Regions from separate parts of the Homo sapiens genome. Here region 2 is linked to region 1. The links are chromatin contacts, found by Hi-C or POLR2A ChIA-PET in ENCODE. All regions are on one chromosome and are shown on one strand. Each heading gives the region's core, a stretch centred on a gene start or an enhancer-like site at or near the end of the contact. The rest is flanking DNA. Distances are from core to core; before and after follow the strand shown. Region 1 holds the start of CHD2 (chromodomain helicase DNA binding protein 2). Region 2 overlaps AKAP13 (A-kinase anchoring protein 13).

What was found. A loop is a pair of places that touch in the nucleus more often than their neighbours do. ChIA-PET counts read pairs that join two places held with the same protein, here RNA polymerase II (POLR2A). Pooled maps may share reads with other maps.
Region 2: a loop to region 1 is called in a map with no recorded cell type, with 13 times the contacts of the local background. The contact joins the enhancer-like site here to the promoter of CHD2 in region 1. A Hi-C loop is called at or near these places in 3 of 37 single-sample maps with no recorded cell type and 2 of 50 pooled maps. POLR2A ChIA-PET finds 5 or more read pairs at or near these places in 1 of 52 experiments (T-cell).

The regions. Positions count from the first base shown.
Region 1 is chr15:92,899,074-92,905,270 of GRCh38, reverse strand. CHD2 (chromodomain helicase DNA binding protein 2) reads right to left here and starts at 4,947. Exons shown (of 39, transcript NM_001271.4): 1 at 4,447-4,947; 2 at 3,972-4,104. The coding sequence starts at 4,033. MIR3175 (microRNA 3175) reads right to left here and starts at 872; the gene lies at 796-872. RefSeq lists enhancers at 579-818, 1,099-1,278, 140-1,339, 4,609-4,818, 4,859-4,928 and a silencer at 979-1,028.
Region 2 is chr15:85,686,108-85,692,304 of GRCh38, reverse strand. The region is part of intron 16 of AKAP13 (A-kinase anchoring protein 13); the gene reads right to left. Among named protein-coding and RNA genes, the nearest start is that of LINC02883, 70 kb to the left of the region's middle. RefSeq lists enhancers at 516-605, 756-805, 4,399-4,708. Within about 2 kb of position 2,389, at least 31 of the 41 ENCODE cell types and tissues checked have a DNase peak (open chromatin) inside an H3K27ac peak, as active enhancers do.

The DNA.
Region 1 (6,197 bases), core at 3,698-6,197:
AATTCCCGAAATGGAGGCCTAGGGAAGATAATTGCGAAGATTTGGCCAAGTGACCCCACTATCAGCCAAGCTGTCAGTCACCCTGCATTAGCAAGTGCTATTAACACTTAAAAGAGTAGTTTTCTGACATTTACTTACATAGTAATGGTTGCCTAACGCTGTATTCTGCCACTTTTTAATGTTATTGAACGTGAAATTTTCTATTTTCTACTAAACTATCCCACTGTGAATCTTAAATATATAGTACTTAGCACATACTGACCTGAGTTTTTCTCCATCAAATGCCAACTGAGAAAATGTACGGTACCAAGTAAAAACGCATGGGGACAAGTTCAAATAATCTTCCCTTTGTTTATGAGCCATGTATTAAACAGCTGTTAACACCCGTCAAGAGGTTTTCACTAAAATAAAAGTATCCGCCTCTGACACTCAAACGTTTTGGTCAATTGTAACAAAATTAAACCCACTCATCTCTTCACACTGAACGGGGGCGGGGAGAAGGGACGCTAAGGTATGAAAAGGGAAAATGTAAAACTGGGCAAATTTTCTATTTTAAGATTTCCAAATAGTGCCTTTAAAATTTATAAATAGTGCCTGCACTTTTTCTCCAAAAGCAGCCGCTTCTCAAAGAGGATAAACCATTCCCGGAAATGGGCAAAAGAACACACTACAGGGTGCGGACCGCTACAGGCAAGGGCGGACAAGACTGCCAGGAGCAAACGCGTCCAGGAAAGAAGCCGCCCACCGGAAAGTCCCAACTAGAGTTCCCTTCCTTTTCCCCTCGGCGTGCGGCTCCCTGGGTAGGGGGAGGAGAAAGCGCCCGACATGCGCACGCGGCCAGACGTCACTGCGTTCTCTCCCCGCCCCCCAGGGGAGCCGTCTGACGTCACGGGGCGGAGGCTGCCGAAGGCGCCGCCGTTGACCCTGCTGTTACCAGGCGCGCGCACAGCCAATCAGCACCCCGCGCCGGCGCCGGCCGGCCTTTGAACTCGGCACGGCAACTTCCTGCTGTTTGGCGAGTACACAGTGCAATGCAGTATGTCTGTCAGCGCTGCGGCACAAAGGAACAGCCATTTTGTGACTGAGCTGGACCTGCATCAAGATGCCAGGGGCTCAAAGAGCTGCTGCGTGCCCTATCGAACTGCCTTTTATGTCGGCACCAGAGTTCCCCAGAAGAGCAGAGAGGGGGAAGGAAATAGGCTTTGGTATTTCAGATTTCTATTAGTTTAGATTCAGTCTTCTCCAAAATCCCGTTTTTTAATGTATTATCAGCGTCATAAAATGGCTGCCAGTTAAACTGCCTGTTCTAGTACACAAGTAACTGCATTATGCCATTTCTAATCATCCCCAGCCTTTTAGAATATCTGGTAAAGCGCCCCTGAAAATTGTAGGATTTACCCGCACCTCAGGTTATAAAAATAAATCTGGCTCAAAGGCAGACGATTTGGAGATAAATTTAATAAACTCGTTCAATTCTTAAGATAAATTGCTAACGTGGTGCCGTGGAGAACACACTGAACTCTTTGTGTGCACACAGTCCCGTTTTCATTCTTTGATGTTACTTAAGTTATCCCCAAGCTGCAAATTATTCAGATAAAAAGTATGGTATACTTCTCGTATGTCCATCATTAGAACTTTGTTTTAAATACTTAGAAATTTTACAAATATCAATCAAATGTTTTTAAAATCGCGTTTTTTAAAGTTTTTAATTTTCAAAAATCGTGATAAAGTATAACAGACTTTAGCATTAACTTCAAATTAAAATACAAACTTATATAACCACTATTAACTACTGCACTATTTCCAAAAACAGGGTATTACCAGATTTACCTAAACTTGCACTCATTCTTTCCAGATACTAAAGTAATTCTCAGACCAAAGTTTACTTGACCTGCAAACTCATTTCCTCTTCTGTGGCTCAGGCTGCAAAGGTGATTTTCGTAGTATTCCCTAAACACTATACTTTGGGCAATAAAAACTCTGATGGCAGAAGGAACCAAGTACTAATTACAGGGACAGTTCAGCTCAGTAGAAGTAATATTAATCTACCACATTAAAACACCACTAACATTCTACAGCTGCACATTTTAAAAGGAAGTGATGTCATAATTATGTACATGTATTAAGATATGAAATTTAGGGTAACTAATTTAAAAGTAACTATCTTCTTTTCAAAGAGTCTTAAATATTTTTGGACATCCATCAGGTATATGATTCAAAGTATACTTGACAAACCAATTTAAAAGTACAGTCAGTACATGCTTCATGTACAGCTGTAACCTCCACTACCAGTAAGCAAATGCCTGACAACTTCCAGGTAGTTTTCCAGGTGAGAGTAAAAATACTGAAAGAATACCAACACTGCTCAATTTTTTAGAATTAGAAAGCACAGTCTGATCAATGATGTTAACCACAAACCTTGCATAAGAGAGCCAAAACCCATGTGAGACCTATGCAAATGATACACTCAAGGGAGCAACAATTTTAGTGCTGAATCTTTAATAATTTGCCAAATATATCTGGAGGTTCTCATTTCTTCAAATTGTCATTACTTTCCAGAAAAAAACAGCTTAGGATGAGTAAAAAACTTTTCTGTCCTCAATTTAATCTAGTAATTTACATGGGCAATTCAATTAAGACAGCACTACAAACTGGGTGACAACTCAATGCAAAAAAATTTGGTAACTTATTTTCTAAAGCAAGGCTCAATATGCTTTCAGTCAAATAAAATAAATAGAATTCAGCATATTAGTAACACATCATGTTCAAAACTTTCAAATTCACTAGCCTAATAGAAAAGTGTATTATTTATAAAAATTAGAAAAGTAAAAATTGGGAAGGAAAACCACATAATGAATCACATCCTTGTTAAACTGCATGATTTAAAATTTATAATATGAAAATGCATAAAGAACACATCAAAAAATGCATTCATATGTACTTTTAAAAATTAATATACAGAGGTCATACAACAAAAACATCTTAGAGGCTTTATTACTTCATCACTAACAAGGTACTCCAAGGAATGTGAAACAGATCATGATTTGCACAAACAGTACATTTTTAAGCTTCAGAAGATAAAGCATTCCAGACGACTCTGTCGAAATACATCAATAAATTTAAAGCAGCTACATCTAAATTGTGAGGATAAAATACATCTACCAACAGGAAATCAATGTCTTAAGCATACAAATGCAAACCTTAAAATAATTTAAATGTAAAATATACAACTGCAAATATTAATCACAGTAACAAACACAAAATAGAAGTATATATTAAGAGTATTCCAGGATTTCTGTTATTACAGATTTGATTTCATAAATGCAGGAACTCTAACCATCAAGTAAAGGTTTTGATAAATCACATCAAAATTTCCTAAAATGTCAAGTGTATCAAAAGAAATATAAAGTCACATAAAAATATAAACTGAGAGGCATCAGTCAAAGGGTCCTTTAAGTGATTTTGTTTTTAAATGTACATTTTTTCATTCATATAACTTTCTGATATGTCTATTTACTATAATTTACTACTACAAGGCTTCTCTATGGCCCTCAGTTACAAGTTTAGATATCCTGGATTCTTCAAAGAAAAAATTTGCCTTGTATGTAAAATGGTGCAATGCAGCAATGGCTAAACCGACAAGGTCATTTTTCTGCAGTACAAAAACCTAAAAACTGAAATTTACTGACAGAAAAACTGTACATTACAGTAAAGGCCCCTTTGAATAAAGGTACCTTACCTTTTGACTGCTGTAAGAGGCCTTAAGTCACAACTCAACTTTCATAAATTGCTACCAAAAAATTAGGGTGTGGCATATTAGCAATCTCAAGGTCATGCTTTAAAAAACGAATCCAAATTAGAAAAACACAATAAAACAGACAGCAATCCATGTCTGTCAAGGTAAACAATTGTAAGCTGAGGTTTCTCCCCCAAAAAAAAAGACAAAAAGGAAGAAAGTTGATAGCTCATACCTCGATGCATTGCTGTGTAGCGAACTGTCCTCCTCTTGGCTTTTGTCCTTATTTCTCATCATCTTTTAATTCTTAAATATTAAGGGGGAGGGGGAATCTGTGTTTGCTTTGAAGTCCTGTGCCCAGGTATTTACTGTCAAAAGTTGAAAGAAAGGTAAGGTCCCGGCTTCTATCGATGCTTTTTATTATCAGGAACAAAGTCCTGACGATGTTAACGATATTGTTATAACACAACAACGGTAAGCACCAAAAAACTAAATATTTCTATTTTTTCCTTAAAAGAAAAAACAACAGGATAAACCGAACAGTGGAAGCATCACTATCAATAAGGAAACTTTCTCAAAGTAGCACACTAGATACAAATAACAATCTCTGTATCTTATTGCGTCATCCAAGAATTTCTCGTATTTACAGAAAACAAGGCAAACTTAAACAAATAAATCTTTAAAATTATCACCAATGATCGTGAACTTACCTGATCCATGTAGTATGTCCAAACCAAGAGTCCTATCTACTAGTAGAAAAATATCAGATCCCAAATAATTAAAAATAAAGGCAAAATCCTCCGTTAAAAAACGAAAAATAAATAAAATAACCCTCAAATATGTTAACTGGTCAAAAAAATAAAGCAATAATTAATACTAAAACAGGTCCGAAAGAAAAAAAACCTCATTAGGAGAGCGCACAAAAATGGAGGTGCGCCATGGCTTCTAAGCTGGAAAAAACAACGACCTGGGCTCTCAGTACGGCTGCTTCTTTCCAACAAGGCACGAAAAGAAAGCTCCTAAAAGCTGCTTTTCTCCCAAAAAAAGGTTCGAATCGACCCCAGTAAGTCCCTAGGAAAGGCAGGGGGCTACGGGGGCCCCCTGAGGCTGCCCGAAAGTTAGGGAAAGTTGCGTAAAGTGAGGCAAAGGCAGGGAGCAGAGCGCGCTCTCTCTAAGGCACAGCCGCCATCTAGAGCCTCCTTCCCAGCTCTGAGAGCTCTGCCTTTGATTGACACTCTCTACATTTACCCCACAACTCAGGTGATGTACCATAGACCCACCCCTTCATCTCCACCAAAAAAAAAAAAAGGAGAGAGAGAGAGAGAGACAGATCCTCCATCCCAGGGAGCCTAAGGACCCCCACCCCCACACCTCCCTGCCCCTCCAGACCACCCCAACAGGGGGAGGGGGGAGGGCTTCTTAACCCCCTCTGGCTCAAGCACCCTTTTTAAGCCAGAGAGAAATGTAATTTGTTCCTTTTGTCTAAAGATCTGCTAAATATTTCAGTCCTTGAGCTAAAATAACTTCCTCCCTGGACAGGAAGTGGTGTTTTATCAAGCCATTTTGAAAAAGGGATAATTCTTAGAGAATCTAAAGCTCAGCTAAGTACTAATCTTTTTAAAAATTAATCCCCCAATGGGTGAAATGATTGCTAAATAAAAGTAAAACCTTAATTTCATAATATAAATTCAAGTTTTTCCTTCTTTATGATGCCTAAAAATAATCTAAAGACAAAATTTAAGGGGGAATTTTCCATCTCCACTGGAAGAAAGGGGTAACTTTTACAACTCAAGAGCGCCTCCCTAGTGTTCAAGTTGCACTGGAGCAAAAGTTAATGCAACCAATTTTTATTCAAGAATATCCATTTTTCTTTGTTCTTTCACAAAATTCTTTAACCCATTATATAACCTTGAAAATATTACACTCCTCCCCCCAAAGAAACTTCTCATAATCACAATATATTTACTTCCCATACTGATTCAGGCAAAAATTCAAGAGTATGGTCCAAACACGATCACCTTTAAATCAGTAACCCAAGAAACTCCACGTCCAAATCCAACAGAAAACACATATCCCAACACTTCCCTTATATTTCAAATCAAGTAAGTATACACCCATTTCAACAATGTTATTAACAATAGGACATACGTGATTGCAAATTATCAAAGTAATGTCACAAAGCAAATTCTCCTAAATATCAAAACCATGAGATCCACAGAAACAAATTACTAATTCCAGAAACAATATCCTACCAAGCACTCCATTCAGACAAGCATATTCACACACCCAAAAAAATCCAATCAACTTTCCTTATTCAACATAATCTGCCAGAACCATGTCTCTCCCTCACTGAAGAAATCCACTTTAGATTTACACCAAACAAAATCAACAATGTCCAATCTAGGTAAAATCCATAATCCAAACTGTTTCAATTCCATACTCTACACACAAAGATAAATTT
Region 2 (6,197 bases), core at 1,140-3,639, 7.2 Mb after region 1:
GAATACACAATAATGCTTAGCAATATTATTAATTACTCATAATTTACTGGAAATGAGTTTCATTAGCTCATTATTCTCCTAAGCCAACACAGAAAGGTATTGCTTGCAGTAAGGGAAAGGAAGTTTTGATGTGAGCAGGGAAGATAGAAGAAATTGGGGAGTGGCTAAAGGACAACGGTGCAGGGCAGGGAGGATAGGAGAATGCACGGATGACAGGAAGGAGCCTTGTTAATAATTTTTCTCAAAAACCACCTTTGTTGTTCCTCAAGCTAGATACCAACAGGGTCACTTCCTTTAAAAAAATGGGGTTCCAGGGAAAGGAAGTCCCAAGGCTTAGTAGCTCACTCCTCTACCCTGAGTACCTAGGGGTGCAGGAAGGCAGGAAAAGCAGGCAGTGTCCCTAGGTTGGAAAGATAAGCTTCCTACGCCGTGCTCTCTGACCTCTTTTGTGAAGCTCCTTTCTTTCCTGTGGTCTTCCCTCACTTGTCAGAGTGGCAACAGAAACTGATACTCATCTTGTGCTTCCTGTGTGCCCAGCCACTGCCCAGGTGCTTCTACTTACTGAGCAGGCCAAAACCGGGCTAGGTACAAAGCACAGGGGACACCAGCAAATGAGACATGAGACTGGGTGAACAGTGGGGGCACTGGGCTGAGAGTCAGGAGCTCTAAGTGCCAGATTAAGTTGGCCATGTCACCTTAAGAATACTGCAGGAATGTCAGAAATGTTCTAGAGACAGACTGAAAGCAGAGGACTCATATGACATCAAGCCTCAATCTAAGAGAGGCTGTTGTCAAAGCTTACACAGTCATGAAGAGGAACGGAAAGGAATTCAAACACTGAAAACTTGAAGAACTACTGATGAGTGGTGGGTCCTTAATGAAATATCTAAAGCAGTCAGGGACATTTCAGGTGGACACCATCCTTAGGAGGCCAGGACCATGGGGATATAACCATGCTCTCCATAAAAGGTCCTTTAGAAGCACTGTTTGGCAGAGTACTTGGCTGGCTTATCAGTATCAATGAAATAATTTCCTTTCAAACCAACTGGACTACAAAGACCTACCATTCACAAGGTAAGAGGTTTTACCTATTGTCAATACCATTGTTATGTCCTAAAAAAATTCCAGGAAAATGGGTGTCCCAAGTCAGTGATCATGACAACTACTAAATGCCTTAACATTTTGAATCAATGTCTTCTACATACATCATTTCGTCTGACTCAATAACTCTGAAGTGGGCAGGGTGAGCATTATGCTTCCCATTTTACAACGTAGAGGATAAAGATAATAAATAACAGCTAAAAATCTGAACAGTTACTACGTGCTAAGCACTGTAGTAAGCAATTTACATGTATTTTCTCACAACAACCCAATGATAATACTAGGTATTATCTCCATTTTACATCTGAAGAGATTGAAGCTTAGAGATGTTTAATAATGCATTTGAGGCCACACGCCAATAACTGCTCAAGCTGAAATTAAGATTCAGATCTGGCTGACTGTAAAGCTCAGCTCTCATACACTGCACTATGCTGCCAGGGACTGGAGAGGTTGGTTGACTTGCAAAAGGTCACACAACAGATGATCAGCACAGTCAAAATGGGAACCCAGGTCTTCTGACTTTCTGTTCAGAACCCAACCACTGTAATGAAATGGTAAATAATTGCTAGATCTATGATTCATGTGAAGTCTTTTGTTAATCAAATACATATAATGAACATCTAAGAGCCAAATTACTACACTTTTGAACTATAAAAAATAATGAGAGAGGAAGGGAGAAAAACTCCTTCACTTTACAAAACAGGAAGCTGTTCTGAGTGAAAATTGGTAATCACTAAAGTACATAAAACTTTAGTAATAATCAACAACTAAATTTGGGTTTTTTCAAATAATTTCTTTCTTTTAACTAAATTTTGCTAAAGGTTTTTCCATGCATAAAATGTTAAATGGAAAAGCATCTGATTTTTTTGCTCAGGAAAGTTAAATTATACTTCAATCGTTTAAAAAATCTTTTTATGGCAACCAGCTTATCCTCTCAAGCCTTGCAATGCTCTTCAAACCTGAATAAATAAGAAATAGCTTCCCTTTGCAACAATCCAAATTAGTTCTTCCCAGGATGGAAACAAAACAAAACAACCAACTCCACTGGCTCTTTCTGTGTTTACTAGAATTTAGTGCTTTAAAGAAGTCAGGCTCTTACCTCCCCATGCTTTGGTCCTATGAATCTCACTGTTATGTGGGGTACTTCATGAAACCGAGCCCATTTTATCGACATGATTCGACCCCCATGCCAGGAAGCGTGCTCTCACAGAAGCGGGGGCGCATGCCGTCAGGGCAGAGCTCAGCAGCTTTGAGCTGCCATTAGTGAAATCGTAAGAGGAAGCCAGAGACTGGCTGAGAAAGGGAAGGAGGGAGGGCTGAGGCTGCTTGTTTCCTTAAGACAGTCTTAACTGTTTGAATGCTGCTGCTAAAGCCAACAACCCTTGTTACAAAGGATACAGGAAATGAAACGAGACCTCACTCCCCCCAAAAACAGTGTGTGTGGACAGTGCTTAAGCAGCAATATAAGAACTCTAGCAAGGTTTGAGGCCAAGTTTTTACACGGGAAGTTAAGGAACACATCTTACCTATTTTAAAATAGACTCCTCATTTTGTAAAATGCAGTGAGTTTCATAAGAAAACTTTTCAGTGAAGTTGCCTGGTGTAAAGTGGTGACTAGTTATTTTCTGAAGTTTGACTTTTCCATGTTTAACAACTGGCAAAATGCTTTAGCTGTGTGCTGGAGAAACAGGCTAACGGTATTTAACAGGGATAGATGCAGGTAACAACTGCACTAGGACACTATCAAAGGTGATTCTTCACTTTTCCAAAAATACCCCTTTATACATGTAATTACAATAAAAAGAACACTCTGGACAACTGTGAAAACATGATATGATCAAACAACTGTCATGTTACAGATCTTTAATCAAAGAAGGAATGAGAATTACATTTAAAATTAAGTCTTTGTAAACACTACTCTAGGAGGCACTTCTGAAAGGCCTATGGGTACAGCTCTTTTTTATACAGACCACAGGACCTAGGAGCTGTAACTGAATGTCCTGTTACAAAGTCATGTAGTATACTTGCAGCTGTGCAGGAATTTAACCTGTGCACTCAAAAATACCTACTTCAAATCAAATAGATTTGTCTAAAACATTTCTAACCACCTCTTGTTTGTCTACAAAGAGGAAAGCTTAGTATTAGGTTGGTGCAAAAGTAACTGTGGTTTAGAAAAAAGAAAACCAGTGTGATAGGATGGTTTGAAGAGGGTCATTCCACACTCCCTTTGTGAACTCGAACACCATGCATATGAGTGTTTAAATACTCTGTAACACGCAAAATTACTTAGCAGGAAACAGCACTATCTCTCAAAGATACTAAGACAAAAGCAGAAACTGCCAGTCTTCCTGCTATACTTCCTGTTTAGCATCCCCTCTCATCTTCCACAAACACATTCAATATATTTATCTAATCTAATCACTTATGCCAGTCGGTGATAATTCTCAAAAGGACATAGGATCAAGGACTCAATTTCTTAAGTTTATATACAAAACCCAGTGATCCAGACAAAATATGTTACCCTCCTAGGAATGTGAACAGTTTACTGCCTACTGGCTTTTGGCTTCTTTGGACATGTTTAAGAACTGTTTATCATCACAATTATACAACTGAATGGAATATATCTAGGTTAATCACTATAACCTATTTTCATAAAGATATATATATCATGCAAAAGGAAAGCAGACATTTTCAAATAATCCTTAGACACTTCTCTAAGAGTTACAGGTGGCATTTTAATATTATATTCGGTAGATGCTTAAATTTTTCCTTTAAAAGATGTAGGTCTAGTTTTATTGTATGGTAGATTAATAAAACAATTGGATCAGACGGTCTCTCACAGCATCTATTTAAAAAATAATTTTTAAAAACTGAAAATTTATCATTTTCACAGAAAAATCAGTGTCAATATCCATAGTAGCACTTTCAATTTGTTAACATTATGGAGAAGTAACATTATTCAATAGTTAAGAACAAGATTAGAGTTAGCATCACTATGTTAAGAAAATTTAATATTCATTAATTTTTATGTTACCATTTAGAAAATACAGTACTTCTGCATGGTAAAATGCTATGCAGATACATAGCAGAGTGAGGGTATTTAACACAAAATATACTGCTTTACTATTTCCCCTATTTCTTTCCTCTCTCTCTCTTTTTTTTTTTTTTTTTTAAGAGACAGGGTCTTGCTCCATTGCCCAGGCTGGAGTGCACACAGCGTACTGCAGCCTTGAACTCCTCGGCTCAAGTGATCCTCTTGCCTCAGCCTCCTGAGTAGCTAGGACTACAGGTGTGTGCCACTACGCCCAGCTAATTTTACAATTTTTTTGTAGAGATGAGGTCTCACTATACTGCCCAGGCTGACCTTGAACTCCTGGTCTCAAGTGATCTTCTCATCTCAGCCTCAAAGTACTGAGATTACAGGTGTGTACCACTGTGCCCCACCCCCACCTTTTAAAAAATCATCTTTTGCTACATTGACAAAAGCCAAGCTGTTCCAATTTTATTTAAAAGTGAGCTAGTAACACCTCACTATAAAAGGTGACTTACAGTTGCCACTAGGGCACTCTAAACACTTGGTAATGGGAAATGGACTACAATTCAGGGTTACAAATTTGTAATTTTTTGAGTTTCCACTGCTAAAGACAGCACGACCCCAAGAGATCAAATCTTGAAGCCAAGTCTGAAAGAGGAACCAATCTCAATTGCAAAAAAGTGTTGTCATTTTGACAAAGGAGATGATCAGAGACAAGAGGTCAACTGATACTAAAAGTTTCTACCAGTGATCACAGATTTCGGTCTAACACAAAATATGTTTTCTCCTGTCCTTTCTGCTCATCTCCTCCTAGCAAACTCCAGTCCTTTCAGATTAAAAAAGTTAAAAGAAAAAAATTACGCTGTATAGTAACATTTTGTTTAAACACAAAATGATGAGTACTACTTCCTGGAAGTCAGATAACAGGAGGTTGTGTGAGGTTGTGTGAGGTTGTGTGACATGAAGCATACATCTCTGTGCCTCAGTTTGTAAAATAAGGAGGCTAGGCTGAGGGCTGAGACTTTTTTAAAGGTCAGGGTCCAGTTTCTAAATTCCATCTTACGTTGTTTTTTTTCCTATCATGTGTATGTTTTACCTTATCCATGAGATGAGTGGTACATTCACTGCTCTGTCCTAAAACTCCATGACATTGGGGAGATGGCTAGAAAGGGGGAATCTCCACTTATTTATTGGTCTTCCACGAAAAGCTTGTTTGAAGACAAGATTCAGTAGTTTTAAAGCAAAATAAAAAACAATGAAAACATTTTGAATTCATCCAAACTAGATCATAAAGTTTTTCAAGGTCAGGACTATGAGCTTTAGTTCTCTTAGGTGCCTGTTAACACCTAGTGGAATGCTAAGACTATACAAAGCATTTAATAATACTTGGCTAATTTATATTGCTCTGTCCAAGGGGATTTTCTTTTGTTGATACCAACTAGTATCCAAGCCGGCAGTGGTAAGTAAAAAAGGTAAGGCTCTATTTTAAGCCTGGCTGCCAATATGTAAATACGTAGAATACTGGTAAAGCAGTATTCTTTGACCTTCATTTTTTTTTTTTTTGGAATTATAAAACAAGGCTGAGTCTGAAGTTAAATGTGTGATTATGCTAGAAATAATTTGCTAGACTCTTTGCATCTCTCCCTGATTGCCTACTTTCTCTCCATTCTGTACTTGCACAGGAGAAATGAAAACACAATTCTTGTGGCACGTTTGGTGGAAAAATTTCTTTGAATGTATTTGCTAAACCAAGAGATCTTACAAAACATGGTAAAATACTTTGGCTATATTTCCATCAGCCCACTGAAGTGAGGGCTTGAGAAGCTTAGTGCACCTTGTTTTGTGAGGGAGGAGGCAATGCCCTTTTATGACAATATTCTTGAATTCAATGTTTGTTTATTCCCTTACTTCTAAATATGCATGTATCTACGTGTGTATATATCTGTATGTACATGTATATACCACACACACACACACATGCATGCACGTGCACACACACACATACACACACACACACACACACAGTGATTCCTTGCAAGAGTTCCTTAACTGATTTCAAATT